Regions from separate parts of the Homo sapiens genome. Here region 2 is linked to region 1. A link is a loop called in an ENCODE intact Hi-C map of the cell type or tissue named here. Cell type or tissue: Calu3. All regions are shown on one strand.

Region 1 (8,000 bases):
TAGACCTAAAACCATAAAAACCCTAGAAGAAAACCTAGGCATTACCATTCAGGAAATAGGCATGGGCAAGGACTTCATGTCTAAAATACCAATAGCAATGGCAACAAAAGCCAAAATTGACAAATGGGATCTAATTAAACTAAAGAGCTTCTGCACAGCAAAAGAAACTACCATCAGAGTGAACAGGCAACCTACAAAATGGAAGAAAATTTTCGCAACCTACTCATCTGACAAAGGGCTAATATCCAGAATCTACAATGAACTCAAACAAATTTACAAGAAAAAAACAAACAACCCCATCAAAAATGGGCAAAGGATATGAACAGACACTTCTCAAAAGAAGACATTTATGCAGCCAAAAGACACCTGAAAAAATGCTCATCATCACTGGCCATCAGAAAAATGCAAATCAAAACCACAATGAGATACCATCTCACACCAGTTAGAATGGCAATCATTAAAAAGTCAGGAAACAACAGGTGCTGGAGAGGATGTGGAGAAATAGGAACACTTTTACACTGTTGGTGGGACTGTAAACTAGTTCAACCATTGTGGAAGTCAGTGTGGCGATTCCTCAGGGATCTAGAACTAGAAATACCATTTGACCCAGCCATCCCATTACTGGGTATATACCCAAAGGACTATAAATCATGCTGCTATAAAGACACATGCACATGTATGTTTATTGCGGCACTATTCACAATAGCAAAGACTTGGAACCAACCCAAATGTCCATCAATGATAGACTGGATTAAGAAACTGGCACATATACACCATGGAATACTATGCAGCCATAAACATGATGAGATCATGTCCTTTGTAGGGACATGGATGAAATTGGAAGTCATCATTCTCAGTAAACTATTGCAAGGACAAAAAACCAAACACCGCATGTTCTCACTCATAGATGGGAACTGAACACTGAGAACACATGGACACAGGAAGGGGAACATCACACTCTGGGGACTGTTGTGGGGTGGGGGGAGGGGGGAGGGATAGCATTAGGAGATATACCTAATGCTAAATGACAAGTTAATGGGTGCAGCACACCAGCATGGCACATGTATACATATGTAACTAACCTGCACACTGTGCACATGTACCCTAAAACTTAAAGTATAATAATAATAATTTAAAAAAAGAAAAAAAAAAGAATCATCTTTATTTGTGGGCTCCAGTTTCTCTCTTCCCATTCTCTCATAAACAACTCTAAACATAATCTTTCCCAAGCATCTTCTAAAGTTACTCCTGTGAAGGTCACCATTGGCCTCCATGCTAAATCCAGGGGTCAACTCTCTATCCTTACCTTACTCAATCTATCAGAAGCTTGTGGCACAGTTGGTCACTCCATTCTCCTCAACCACTTTCTTCACTTGGCTTTCAGGGTTCCATAATCTCTTGGTTTTCTTCTATCTTACTGGTCACTTCTTCTCAGTCCCCTTTCTGGTTCCTCATTTTCTCCCCAGTCTCGTAAAGTTGGAGTACAAAACTCAGGGCTTGATCCTTGGTCCTTTTCTCTCTTCCATCTATTTATACCCCCTAACGGAGCTCATCCAGTATTAAAATTCTGTCTTTACTTTTTTTAGTTGTTATACTGTACTTTTAAATTTGTATTATTCTTATCATTGTATTTTTATTGATGCTTAATAGACATATATACTTCCAGGGTACATAAAATATTTTGATACATTACATAATGTGTAATAATTAAATAGCAGTGATTGGTATATCCATCACCTTACACATTTATCTTTTCTTTATGCTGGGAAGATTTGAATAACACTGTCTATATTCTAAAGACTCTCAGAATACTTGACATCTTCAATTGTACATCTAAGGGCATCTCAAACTACATACATCCAAATTTTAATTCCTGGTGTTTCCCCTAAATAAGCTGCACCCCTACAACCTCCCCATTTCAGTTAATGACCACTTCTTTTTTGACTCCTCTCTTTTTCTCACAACTTACATCCAATATCTGTAAAACAGAATGGCTCTACCTTCAAAATTTACTCAGAATCCAAATACTTCTCATTACCTCCAGTGCTATCACACTGGTAAGAAACACCACCATATTTCTGTTATTATAATAGCCTCCTTAATTCATCTCCTTGCTTTCACACCCTTTTCCTCTTATAATCAATTCTCACACTAGCAGCAAGAGCCAACCCTTTACAATGAAAATCAGATCATGTCACTCCTCTGCTCAAAACTCCACAATGACTCCCCACTTCACTCAAAGTCAGTCTTTACCCTGGCCAAAAGGTCTTATGTAATCTCCTTGTCCACCAGTTACCTCTTTGCCGATCTCCCTTGCAACTCTGCCCCTCACTCACTCCACCCCAGCCACAAGAGGCCTGGAGGTGTCCCTCAAACATGTATCAGGCATGTCTCCATGGCCTGTAACACTTTGTCTATAGATATTTGCATGGATAATTCTCTCATTTAAGTACTTTGTTCAGATGTCACCTCATCAATGAAGCCTGCCCTGACCACCCAAAATGTGGTTCAGATGTCACGACTGATCCCAGATACACACACGTCAAGAGGGTATGAAATGGGGTACTGCTCACATAAAGAGACCTTGCAAGAAGATCAGAGCAGGTTCCCAAACAGGTGGGAAAATGTATGGAGAAAGTAAGGAAAAGAGACTGGCTTGGAGTTTTATGGTGGTTGGTGGGTGGCACTGAGGTAAGAGTTCCTGCACATGGGCCAGGACTTACATGGTTTGAACTTTCCACTAACACCAAAGGAGGGAACAGATGGGCTTTCTTATCTGCTTGCTCAGGTCAGGGGCAGAAAGAGAAGGACAGTGGTCGGGCTTGAAAGCTGTCAGCCATTGAACATCAAAATGGAGTCACACTTATTACAACCACACGATTTTAAAATGGTAACTCGTCCCCCTCCAACCTCTACTCCTTATATTCTCCATAGCACTTATCATTTTTGCCCACACTCTGTAATTTACTTGTGTTTATAGTTTATTGCCAGCATGTTTATTATCTATTAGAATATAGGGCAAGATTTTGCACAATATTGTTATATATTTTGTTTAGACTGTATATATGAGTATTGGGCCACTGATACTTGCCAGGAGCTTAGAACAGTGCCTAGCATATTGAAAGTGCACAAACTTATTTTTTAAACGAATTAATGAATGATAAGAAATGTATGCATTATTAGATGAATCACTATTGAATGTGTCAGAGGACCTCATGATAGAAGTGTTTATCACAAATGGCATGGAGAAACTCTTGAATGTGGATGTCCATATTATTAAATATGAAAAAAGCGCTGTAATATTATTTTTACTACTCTACCTGACTGCTTATATATCTGTGAGCATATGGATACAGAAATTGTATTCTATGCATCTTTATATCTTCACTGCCTAGATCAGAGCCTGGCAGTGAGAGAGTTAACAGATACTGGTTGACTAAATAAATAAATCGATGAACAAACTAAATGAAAGAGCTGACACTAACAATTGCAGCACATTTAAATAATTAGCTACCTACAACAGTTTATTAAACAGTTCAGTGCAATATGATGCAGAAACTTACTTTTTCAAAATAGGTTTGTTTTTAATATTTTAAGTCAATGTTTTAGAAAAAAAGAAAACACTCCATAGCTTTTATTCGTAAAAAGGTTTAGTCTTTTTAAAAAGTAAATTAAATGTATAAAAAAATCAAAGCATTGTTAATTTGTTCATTCTATATATGAAATTAAACAACCCAGCTGTGTGCCTTCATAAAATAATTGCTTTATTGAGAACTGTAATTTTTTTTTTTTTTGAGACAGAGTCTTGCTCTGTCATCCAGGCTGGAGTACAGAGGGGCAATCTCAGCTCACTGCAACCTCTGCCTCCCGGGCTCAAGTGATTCTCCTGCCTTAGCCTCCCGAGTAGCTGGGATTACATGTGCCGCCACAAAGCCTGGTTAATTTTCATATTTTAGTAGAGACAGGGTTTCTTCGTGTTGGCCAGCCTGGTCTCCAACTCCTGGCCTCAAGTGATCTGCCCACCTCAGCCTCCCAAAGTGCTGGGATTACAGGCATGAGCCACCACACCCAGCCAGAGCTATAATTTTAAGTGAAATCATGTATGAAAACTTCCCTGAATAATAAAAAGCAAGCATACTATGGATATAGGAATTTCTAAAACTTACATAAAATTTAAGTCTATTTAATAAACTAGGGTGAAGGAACTCTCTTCAAAGGTATCCCTCCCCTGTGCATGGAGAGACGCACCTGTATGCCGCCCGGTGCCTCTGCAGAGCAACTGCAGCCAGCTGAAGCCGGGCCTCCACCACAATCTCCAGCTCGCCAGCGGAGCACTGAGACAGGGTCTTCTGTTCCACCTCGGACAGAAGGAAGTTTAGCCTGTCCTCAGCTTCCATCAGTAACATCGACTAAGGAAAGGATACCATACATCACGTGAGTTCAGAAATAATACAAATACTGTCTCTTTCTTCTTTAGCAAATATTTTTCATGTACTGAAAAGTAACAATGAATGGAAGACCAAAAAGGAACTTGGTATCTAATTACCAGAGAAGAGAGTTCAGCAAAAAGGAAAAAGGCAACAGAAAACGAAAAGGAAAGTGAAAGCAAGCGTCAGCATGCATGACAGTGACCTTTTCTTGTGTGCACAGCTGGTGCTTACTATTCACAGTAGTTATGTTCTATAAAGTTCTTGCAAACACTGATTACTGGATACTGAGCCATTGCTCCTAGGGGAGACATGGAGAAAAGTACCCGAGAGCCTCTGGTCACAACATTTTCATTAACTGCTCAATACACAGCCTCCTTGTTTAATGTGTGTTTATGGCTAAGGATATATAACAGTATATTTAATATATACTGTTAATTTGCTAACCTTGAACTCACAGCCAATAGCACTCACTTCTGAAGGAAGCTTATCTAACACACATAGCTTCTCCATAAGGGACACCACAGCCCTCTTAACTTAGAAATGCTCCACAGCACTTCAGCACTATGCTGGAGGGTCATTGTAAATATTGACAAAAATTCAAAAAGCATGGTACTAAATAGACCGTGAAAAGGACACTTGTTTACAGTATGAGAGTGGCAACAAAAAGTCAGAGCATCTCCTTGTTCAACTCAGCTGGGAATACGTGCATTGAGCAGCTCAAATTTTTCTGTGCTCTGCGTGTGTTCACGAATAGCCAACAGAGTGCCAAGAGTGTTGATTTTCAGGCTACAAATAAATTTCAGTAGATCTGCAAATTAGCAAACACAGAATCTGTGAATAATGTGGATCAACTGTATTTCAAGTTAAAGTATGGTCACCTAGTTGGTAATGTGAAGATAATGAGATTTTTACAGTAGACAATCAATAGTAAATAGCAGCCTAACATGGCAGAAGATAAAGGGACCAACCAATCTTTCAAGTGACAGGCCACTAAAAATGTATTTGTGCAGAGCAGTGAATATTATATAAATATTAGGGCAATTCAGTATAATGTTTAAGAACATGGATTTTGAATCAAAAAGATGTAGTCCTTCTCCTGGATCTATATTTTATTAGTTGTATGATATTAGTCAAATTCTTAGATGTCTAAGCCTCAGTTTTCTCATGGTTCAGCACAGCACAGTTCAAAATGATTACTACCTACATCATAAAGTTATAAAAATTAAATAATCATGCAAAAGCTGTTGATGCCATTGTCATCACTATTATTGGGAAATGATAAACGGGATGGAATACTCATATCCCACCAAATAATGAATCATGTTTCTTTGTTGTTTTTTTTTTTGAAATGGAGTTTCGCTCTTTTTGCCCAGAATAGAATGCAGTGGCGTGATATTGACTCACTGCAACCTCTGCCTCCTGGGTTCAAGCGATTCTCCTGCCTCAGCCTCCTGAGTAGCTAGAATTACAGGCATGCGCCATCACACCCAGCTAATTTTGTATTTTTAGTAGAGACAGGATTTCTCCATGTTGGTCAGGCTGGTCTTGAACTCCCGACCTCAGGTGATCCGCCCACCTCGGCCTCCCAAAGTGCTGGGATTACAGGTGTGAGCCACCGCGCCCAGCCGAATCATATTTTCTGAAGCACCTTAATCAGGTTGTGAAGTCAAAGCTGGACACCACTGGACATCTACTTTTCTCATGAGGAGTAAACTCCACCTCTGGCTCCAACCCATTCTTACACAAGAAAAGGTAACTGCTCTCACAAGAGCAAGCATAACTCTGAAAGCAGGCCCATCCAGGGCCTAATAGTGGATTTTTGGTAACTAACTTAATGGTTTGAAAACAGTTTCAAACTTACCTTTAGCATGCTAAGAGTGATCTCATCTTTAAGTTTTGTAAGATTATAAAATGAACTTCCATCATCCTTTGAATATATCTCTATAAAGACACAAAATTTTGGAAGGACCAAGGATATCTATGGTTAGTTTAAATATTAATTCTAGGTTTATTTTATTTTATTTTGAGACAGGGTCTGGCTCTGTCACCCAGGCTGGAGCACAGTGGCACAATCTCAGCTCACTGCAACCTTCACCTCCTGGGCTCAAGCCATCTTCTCACCTCAGCCTCCCGAGTAGCTGGGACTACGGGCGCACACCACCATGCCCGGCTAATTTTTGTATTTTCTGTAGAGATGGGGTTTCACTATGTTGCCCAGGCTAGTCTTGAACTCCTGAGCTCAAGTGATCTGCCCACCTCGGCCTCCCAAAGTGCTGGGATTATAGGCATGAGCCACTGCACCCACCCTAATTCTATTAATAGTTTTTAAAACTCATCATTCACAGGAAAACTATCCATAAGTTTAATAATTTTTTAAAAAACACAATGATAATATAGAAACACGGGAATATAGAAACATATTCCTGTATCAAATAGTCCCTAATGTCATATATTAGAAGGCTGAAGCTGATTCTTACAACAAATCAGACAATTCTGAAAGAATTTTTTAGGTATTTAGTGATGTTATTCAAGTTATTGGCTACTGATATAGTTTTTCCTCTTCTGGGATCCCAGGACTCCTGAAAGCCCTCTTCCAGATATTTCTAACATTTCAATAAGATCTCCATGGAAGCATCAGTTCTGCTGATGTGAACAAGCCCCTCAGTCTAAGAGCTGAGCGTGAGACCAGCTGGAAGAGCATAATCCACAATACTCAAATATCTCTTTCAAAATCTCCATCCACGATCCAAAGCCTGCTCTTATTCTGAACAGGGGAGAAGTGAGAGAATTCAGATCACAGTCTTTGCCTGCTTCATTCAACTGGGCTTCTAGACTGTGGGAGAGAAAGATAAACCACAAATCATTTGACTACAAATGACAGAAAAATATATCCACCTGAAGAAATTAAGTTTGTTAAGTACAAAGAAAAATTCTGAAATAACATGGAACTTAATACACCGAACTTCCTCTCCTCTTTCAACAGCAACACTTCCCTACCTGGCTAGTCTCCTAAATTATGAGGGTCTGAATCTAGGGGTCAGCTGAGGATGAGGGAGGGCTAGGGCTCTTGGAAGGCCCAGCAGGAGGATCTGGGACTGGGCTTTTTCACCTAAGGGAGAAAGTAAGAATGACAGAGACAATGATGGAGACAAACCAAATGCCTGAACGTGGTACAAAAGAAGCCTGGAATGCATGTTACCATACAAAAGACCCTAGGAAGAGTTTAACCTAGACATTTTCATGAACCCATGTGTGATAAAATTAACATGGGTCCCACATGAGTGTTCTCCTCTAGAATAAAAAGAAGAGCTAGACAGATAGGCCATCCATAGGCGAAGAGATATAGGAGTCCTGATGCCTTAGGAAGGCTAGTTACCTGCCTGCCACTCTACATCTCACTGACTTCACCTTCTCCATTGCATAGCTGATACCAACAAAACAGGAACCCCAATGGGATGACCAGCAAAAATAACACCATATCTAGGATCTGTGTTTCAGACTAATCATGTTCACTTATATGCATACTCCTCTCCTTTCTGAGCACCTGGCAAGCTATACTTCCTGGCCTCT
Region 2 (8,000 bases), 140 kb after region 1:
GCTCCCCATCTACCCACTCACACCTTAGCTCTTTGACCTGTCCCTTTTACTCTCCATGGGTCCCTCTGCTCCAGTCACACAAGCTTCCTGCTGTTTACCAAGCATACCAGGTACACTTCTGAAAACCTTAGGGCTTTTGCTCTAGCTGTTCCTTCTGTAAATGCTCTTCCCCCAGAGAGCCATTCCCTCATCTCCTTCAAGTCTCTACTTAAATCTCGCCTTCCTTGATCACCCTATTTAATATTGTAATCTACCTTCCATTCCCCTACTTCACATTTCCAATTCGTTTTACATACTCCACTTGGTTTTTCCATAGCATTCATTATCTTCTGAAATACTAGATAATTTACTTGTTTACTGTGGTCATTGTTTATTACCTATCTCCTACCATGGCATTCTGTTCACGTTGCTTAGAACAGCAGTTCTCAAAGTATGGTCCCTGGGCCTCAGCATCACCCAGGAACTTGTTAGAAATGCAAATTCCCAGACCCAAACTCAGGCCTAGTGAATCATAAACTCTGGCAGTGGCATCCAGCAATCTGCTTAACCAGTACTCCAAGTCATTCCTATGTGCACTCAAGTTTTAGAGTCACTAACCTGGGGCAATGCCTGGCACAGAGTAAGCACTCAAATAATGTGTTGAGTGAATTTAAAAATCCTCTTTTCCTGATAATATCCCTCTACCCACAGAGAAGGACACCCAGCAGTTGTACTAGACTATAACAAGGTTGTTAGAGACTCCCCTGCAAAGCAAGATGGGCCCCCATCCAAAGTGTGGTTCTGATGTTAAGACTGATGACACTCCATACAGCAGGAAAATTTGAGAGAAAGTATATTGCTTACACAAGGGACTTCTTGGGAAAGCTTGGCAGGCACATGACTGTCTGGGCTGGCTTGGGCAAAGCAGAGGGAGAAAGCAGGTTGGGCCTTCATAGGAGTTGAGAGATAGGACTGGGGAAAGTCCATGCTGGCTGTAAGGTTTAAATTTCCTGCTGCCACAAAATAAAAAGGAGAGCTCATAGGCCTTCTTATCATCCTGCCCAGATGTGGGGCCAAAGGCAAAAAGAAGGGTGAGGTTTAAAAACAAGTTGCAGCCAGGCGCTGTGGCTCATGCCTGTAATCCCAGCACCTTGGGAGGCCAATGTGGGCAGATCACCTGAGGTCAGGAGTTCGTGACCAGTCTTAGGTCTGTGAAGTGGGGGAATGGAAGGTAGATTACAATATTAAATAGGGTGATCAAGGAAGGTGAGATTTAAGCAGAGACTTGAAGGAGATGAGGGAATGGCTCTCTGGGGGAAGAGCATTTGCAGAAGGAACAGCTAGAGTAAAAGCCCTAACGTTTTCAAACAACATGATGAAATCCTATCTCTTCTAAAAATACAAAAATTAGCCAGGTATGGTGGCACACGCCTGTAATCCCAGCTACACAGGAGGCTGAGGCAGGAGAATGGCTTGAACACGGGAGGTGGAGGTTGCAGTAAGCTGAGATCGCACCACTGCACTCCAGCCTGGGCAACAGAGTGAGACTCCAACTCAAAGAAAAATAAATAAATAATAAAAAGAAGTCAAAAAAATAAAAACAAGTCACAAGTCAGTTGTCAAACATCGAAAATGAGATCAGCGGCATTCCAGCCTGGGCAACAGAGTAAGATCATTTCAAGAAAAAAAAAAAAAGAGAGAGAGAGAGATCAGACTCTTTATTATACTGGGTGGGCCAATCACATTCTCTTTCCCAGGAATTTGGAGCCACAGTTAGAGGCTAGTCAGCTGATCTCCATTTATAGCTTAAATTGAGGGATATATAAAAACTCAGGAACTGCCACCTTTCCTCCAAAGATGGAGAAGTAATGAAAGCTAATGTTTAGAGAAAAATACAAGAAAGCAGACGCACAGGGTGAACCAGAAGTATGAGACCTAGAGCTGCTTGGACTCTGCTGCATTCCCAGGGCCTAGCTGCATTACCCCAAGCTGAGCTGGTTCCATGACTTGCAATCAGGGTTTTAACTGAAACTATAAGTCAGAATTATCTAAACAAGTATTACTGTCATTGTAATGAGATTGATAAAAAAAAAAAACATATTTCAAAGGATGAAGTGATGACATCTAGCATATAACTTGGCACAAGATAAACATTGACTAAATGATTCATCCATAAATAATAGATGAGTGGAAAGAGTGGTAATCTTCAGTTAGAGGATGAGAGGGAAAAGAAGAGTTAAAACTCTTTTTGTTGTTATTGTTGTTGTTTTTAAGACAGGGTCTCGCTCTGTCACTCAGGCTGAAATGCAGTGGCATAATCTTGGCTCACTGCAACCTCCACCTCCTGGGCCCAAGCAATCCTCCCACCTCAGCCTCCTAAGTAGCTGGGATTACAGGTGCGTGCCACCACATCTGGCTAATTTTTGTATTTTTAATAGAGACAGGGTTTCGCCATGTTGCCCAGGCTGGTCTTGAACTCCTGACCTCAAGCAATCTGCCTCCCTCAGCCTGCCAAAGTGCTGGGATTACAGGCGTGAGCCACTACACTGGGCCTATTTTTTTTTTATTTGAATGAAAAATAAAATAGACAAAAGACAAACCATTATTAATAAAAGGAGTTTTGATTAATAATGGGTTTTAATGAATTCACATACAAAGTGGGAGTCGTGTGAACTTCATTTCCCCTTCACCTGCCACCATCGTGATTGCTGACAAAGCATTCATGTTCCAACATCAAACTCTACTGCCAATACAGATCATGAAGACCTGCTGATTAACACCAACACAGGGAGAGAATAAAAAGAAAATTGATAGAGGAAGAGGTAAAGACAGTGAAAGGGAAGGAAGAGGGTTAAAGAGAAGAGGAGCTCTCTAAGGAGCAGAGGGTCACTTAATAGATTGGAGAGATGCAGGCTCTAGGAGACTTGGCACATGTTAGGTGTCCAATACATGACTTCCTGGAACCTGGACAGAGCAGTCCAAAGGCATGAGCTGGTCCAAGTGTCAGGCTTGACATCTGCTACCTGAGCAACCTTGGGTACATTTCTTAACCTCCCTGAGACACCCTTTTAGGGATACAGTGGGTTTGGCAGAGGAAGGATTAAATTAATCTGTTCCTTCAACTATAAAAGAAAAGTAATCATACTACCTCATGGAGTTATTATAATAAGTGGAATAATAAATTTTAAATGCCTGGTACACAGTAGTTCTTAAATAAACGATATTCCTCCTTTTCTTATCTCAGTAAGCCATTGTGCCCACTCACTACTTGATTTGGTAGTTCAACAATTCACTCAAATATGGCATTTTGTCTTACATCCATTTTACAGATAGGAAAATTGAGACCAATTTGCCTAAAATCAGTCTCCAAGGTCAAGATCAGAATCCTGCTCACAGATTTCTACTCTTCTACATTTATATGATATTATCTAGTCATTTTCTACTTAACGAGGAGGAATAAAAAGAAATAGTCTAAAAAGAAGAGAAAATAGCCACAGAAAATAGATAATTCAAAAAGTTTCCTCAAAAAAAAATTTCCAGATACACTAAACTAATAGCCTTCTACATTTAGGGAAAGCCTAGTAGAGATTCACTTGATTTTATTAATATTTACAGAATAATGCTGAGTAAAAAGTACAACCTAAAGTCCCAAAAGCCAAGTTAATCACAGGCATTTAGTGAAACGTCTCCATGCTTTACTATCAAATATTTATAATAATATGTTTTAAAGAAAAGAACTGTCCTGAAACTAGAAACTAACCACTCTCATGAAAATTAGATTGCACTTACAAAATAGAGGTACATTAACTTGCTGAAACTTAAAAGCTTAAACTTAAGTTATAAATTAAGGAGGTTTAATAAGTGAGAAAGCTTTGCTTTAGCCTCTTAACATTATGAGACAGAATGCACATAAACCATCATAAATAAACTACAGAACTGCAAATATAGTGTCAGTAAAGAAACACAGGTCATTACTTCATGACACTACTCATTATCCCAGCAGTATAGCTCTGACTTAGTTTTATTAACTTTCAATGAAAGTTCTACCAAATTAAGCCCAAGAGTCAAACCACTCCCTGGAGAAAAATTAGGCCTTGATGAAATATTCAGTTCCTCACAATAACTCCATCACTGCAAATTAGGGAATATATTAGATTCCAAAGATACCAAAACATCAGAAAACCATGAGCCAGTATGACACGCTAAACCAATACTAGACAAATCCTAGTAATTCTCTCAATTTAATTTTCTTTGAAAAATATGCTATATAAAATGCCACTAAGATCTTATCTTATATTACTAATCAACTATTAAGAGAAAATAGAATAGAAATATGACAAAATTTAGAAAAGCCATCAGCTCTACAGTCAAGAATAGGCTTAAAATTAGATACTTGAGACCTATGTCAATGAGTCACTCTTCCTAGCATCCTCTTCACTGATGACATGTTTTAAGTCAGGCAACAACTATTTCGACAAAAAACATTAATTCATGAGTATATCCCTAACTAAAAACAATACTATTTATTCAATGCCTACTGTGTGATAATATTTGACAGGCATAATTCCATTTAATACTCATAATACCTCTGGGAAGTAGCTACTACTGCTACTCTTGCTTCACAGATGAAAATTACTTGTCCACTATCACATGGCTGTGATAGTGTGAGAAGCTGGAATTTGAACTCAGGTCTCTCTGCCTCTACTGATCCAGAAGTTTTACTTTTATAAATTTACCCTAAGAAAGTAATCATGGATGTAGGTAAAGATTTATATACAAAGTTGGGCATCATAGCTTTGTTTATAATAGCAAAAGACTGGAAAGTATCTAGATGTTTAGCAATGGAGAATTACTAACAAACTATTATATATCCATAAGATTCAATGCCATGGAACCATTAAAAATTATGTTTTGGAAGAATACTTAATGGAATACAGCAATGTCAATTATATGTTAAGTGAAAATATCAGGATGTAAAATAATATGTATACTATGATTTAAATTATATATTGTACATAAATTCATATACACGTGTGTGTGCATGTATATATATATATATATTAATTAGATAGATAAATAGGCAGATAGATACACAAAAATAAAAGGATATCTCTGGATTAGGGTTTCTCAATCTTGACACCACTGACATTTTATGCTGGATAATTCTTTGCTATGCGGGCTATCCGGTACATTGTAGGATGTTTATCAGCCTCCCTGGCCTCTACTCACTAGATGCCAGTAGCACCCCTCTAGTTTGTGACAACTGAAAATTTCTCTAGACATTGACAAAATTGCCCCAGGGTAAGAACTCTGCTACTCTGGATGATAGGATAACAGATAACATTTATTTTCTTCTTTATGCATTTCAGTGTTTTCCAGCATTTCTAAAATTAATATATATGTGTTACATTTGTAATCCAGGGGAAAAAATGTTATTGTCAAAAAGCAAATTTACTAATAAGAGAAGGAATGATTCATATTTTATGAGACAAAACTGTAGTAATGGATAATATGTGTTATAGGAGCTTTAGAATATCTGCTGTGATTTTTATTTCCATCAGAAATTACTTCATAACTGCTTAATGGAAAAAAAAACACAGTGGAAAAAATTAGCAGAAATCTTTTCTACCTGTGTCAGGAACATCCGAGCAGTAATAGTAGAAAGAGGGGGATAAACCAGAATTGGTTTAGTTGTCTCCCCAATAGCACCACCGACAAGCTTTCCGTTGTTAGAATAGGCAGCAACTGCAAATACATACTTTTCATTGGTTTCTAAACCTTTCACTTCAAAAACACTTTTACCGTCAGCTGGTATCTATTAAGAAAAATATATTTCAAGTTATACATGAAAAATTAAAATAACATGACTTTTAAAATACAATTAAGTAAACCTTCTATTAAAAAAAAACCTTTTTCTTTCATTGTTGGATTTTAGTTATGATTCAGGTGGAAATTAGAGAGATTCACCAAAACAATGACTTCATTTAAAAATTTAATTATCATTAAAGGCTTCAGTAAGATTTCCTGATGTTTAATTTGACGTACCGCTTCTCCTGAATTTGGGAGATGATTATTGTTTAGCCGTACTTTTCCATAACTTCCTTCTGCTTTGCAACCCAAAATGCAGTACCAGGAGACCTGCCGACGAGAAAAATGAGCCTGTTTAAAAGGCATTCTTTTATATCAATGTAACAAAAAAAATACTTTTCTAAATAAAAATGTAATGATTCAGGTTTTAAAACATGAAATCCAAGTTTACAAATATACTTAGGTTTAATCTTTAAAGAGTAAAAGTAACCTTAGCTAGTTTACTGAGGCAATTAAGACTAAGATATTATTCATTATTAATTATTTTAACCACCATTAATTGAACAGTTCCTACTGCTAAGTACTGTTAGGAAATTTACAGATATTTTCTAATATGCACAACTCTATGAGATGGGATTACTATTGTCATTTTGCTTCACAGGAAATGGAGATGCAGAGATGTTAAATAACTTTGCCTAAGATCAGACAGATAGTGGCAGGGTTGACTCCTAAAATGACTTTGTCTTGATGTAAAAAAAAAGATTAACACTCAAGTGATTTTCATATTTTACATGATAATGTATGACAAAAAAAGCAAGTGGAAAGAGAAGCAAGATACTAAAATATATTATTTTAAATAAAATATAAAAATACATATGAAAAAGCCTAGAAGAAAACACCCCTAAATAAGAACAGCAGTAGGATTTGGATGATAAAATGGTAAGATGATAGGTAAATAATGGGCCAATTTTTTTCTCCAATTTATACATTTTCTGAAACATGATATTACTTTGATAATTTTTATATTTAGTTTAATTTTATATTTTAAATAAAAACATTAGACATAAATCAAACATAAAATATAAATCCCACAGAAACAACAAAATTTAACCTTGATTAAATAGTTAGACAATGATCCTTTCGCCGAGGTGTCAAGATAATGAAGATTCATTATTGGAATGAACTATTCTCCCTACAGAGAAAAAGGGAGCTAGGTGACACCTGACGGGGTAGTATTATGAACAAGCCATACTGCTGAGGGTTATAGGGGTCATGACTGTGTCATTACCTTCTTCCCAGAGGCAACTCCTAAACTACAAGGCAAGCTAGAAAGAAGGAAAAATACAATTGCCTCTAAAAAAAATACAATTGTCTCTAAATACAACTACGTCTTACAGCTTGTGCCTGCTACTCCTTCCTTCAGGTCAACAGAAAAATACTAACTATGTCCAATTGACACAAGTGGTTCTCAACACTGACTGTGCTCCAGAATTACTTCTTTAAAATACAAATTTGTACAGAATGAACCATTTTTGTAAATTACAGATACCCAAGCCTGTCTAGCTTCAATGAATTAGAATTTCTGATGCAAGTTTCCGCATCTTTGTCTTTCCAAAGAACATTTCTCAGGTGACTGTGATATGCACAACTGATTAAAAAGCACTAGTCAAAGGCAGAACAGGACAAAGAGAACACAGAAGGAACCTGAAGCTGGAGAATAGGGTAGAAAAAAAAAATCAGATGAATCTCAGAAAAAAAAAATGCAAAACTAACTTCCTTTGATTTCCCATGCAAAAAGATACTATTTTTCAAAGAAGAAAAAAGGCAGAAAGACTATGTTCTATGATTTATATCACTATTGCTCCAAGTTCTATTATATAAACCAGAATTTGGAGGGTAAAATTCTCTCTAAAAGCATTTTTACAAGCAGGCTTTATATTTTTATTTTGTTCCACAGATGAAGACATATCAGTTTATGTAACTCTAAGAAACAATGTGTAATTAGAATCTACATAAGGGTAGAGACATCATGAACAAATCAGTACTAACTTTAGAACAGTTTATACGTAATATAAATAACATTAGCATTTTCAACTACAAAAGTAGATTTTAATGAAATGAATGCCTCAACAAGAGATTTTGAGAAAACAAAAGATGGCTGAAGCCTCAACCCAGAAAACTTATTTAAGCCCATAGCACCATCTAGTGCTGAT

What was found. Peaks named below come from ENCODE experiments on the same cell type or tissue, not always from the same donor. Only the 100,000 strongest peaks of a DNase experiment are listed, where the experiment ranks them.
Region 2: it touches region 1 in a loop (2.9-fold over the local background); 2 of 110 quality-filtered maps call a loop at or near these places.

Annotation. Positions count from the first base shown.
Region 1 is chr12:96,716,814-96,724,813 of GRCh38, reverse strand. It overlaps CFAP54 (cilia and flagella associated protein 54), which reads right to left. Exons shown (of 68, transcript NM_001306084.2): 49 at 6,292-6,371; 50 at 4,249-4,409. Among named protein-coding and RNA genes, the nearest start is that of NEDD1, 190 kb to the left of the region's middle. RefSeq lists enhancers at 4,369-4,478, 4,499-4,678. In Calu3, no CTCF peak of the experiment used is centred here; DNase peaks (open chromatin) are centred at 4,283 and 4,633.
Region 2 is chr12:96,578,714-96,586,713 of GRCh38, reverse strand. CFAP54 (cilia and flagella associated protein 54) reads right to left here. Exons shown (of 68, transcript NM_001306084.2): 21 at 6,025-6,117; 22 at 5,609-5,794. Among named protein-coding and RNA genes, the nearest start is that of CFAP54, 93 kb to the right of the region's middle. In Calu3, no CTCF peak of the experiment used is centred here; a DNase peak (open chromatin) is centred at 7,973.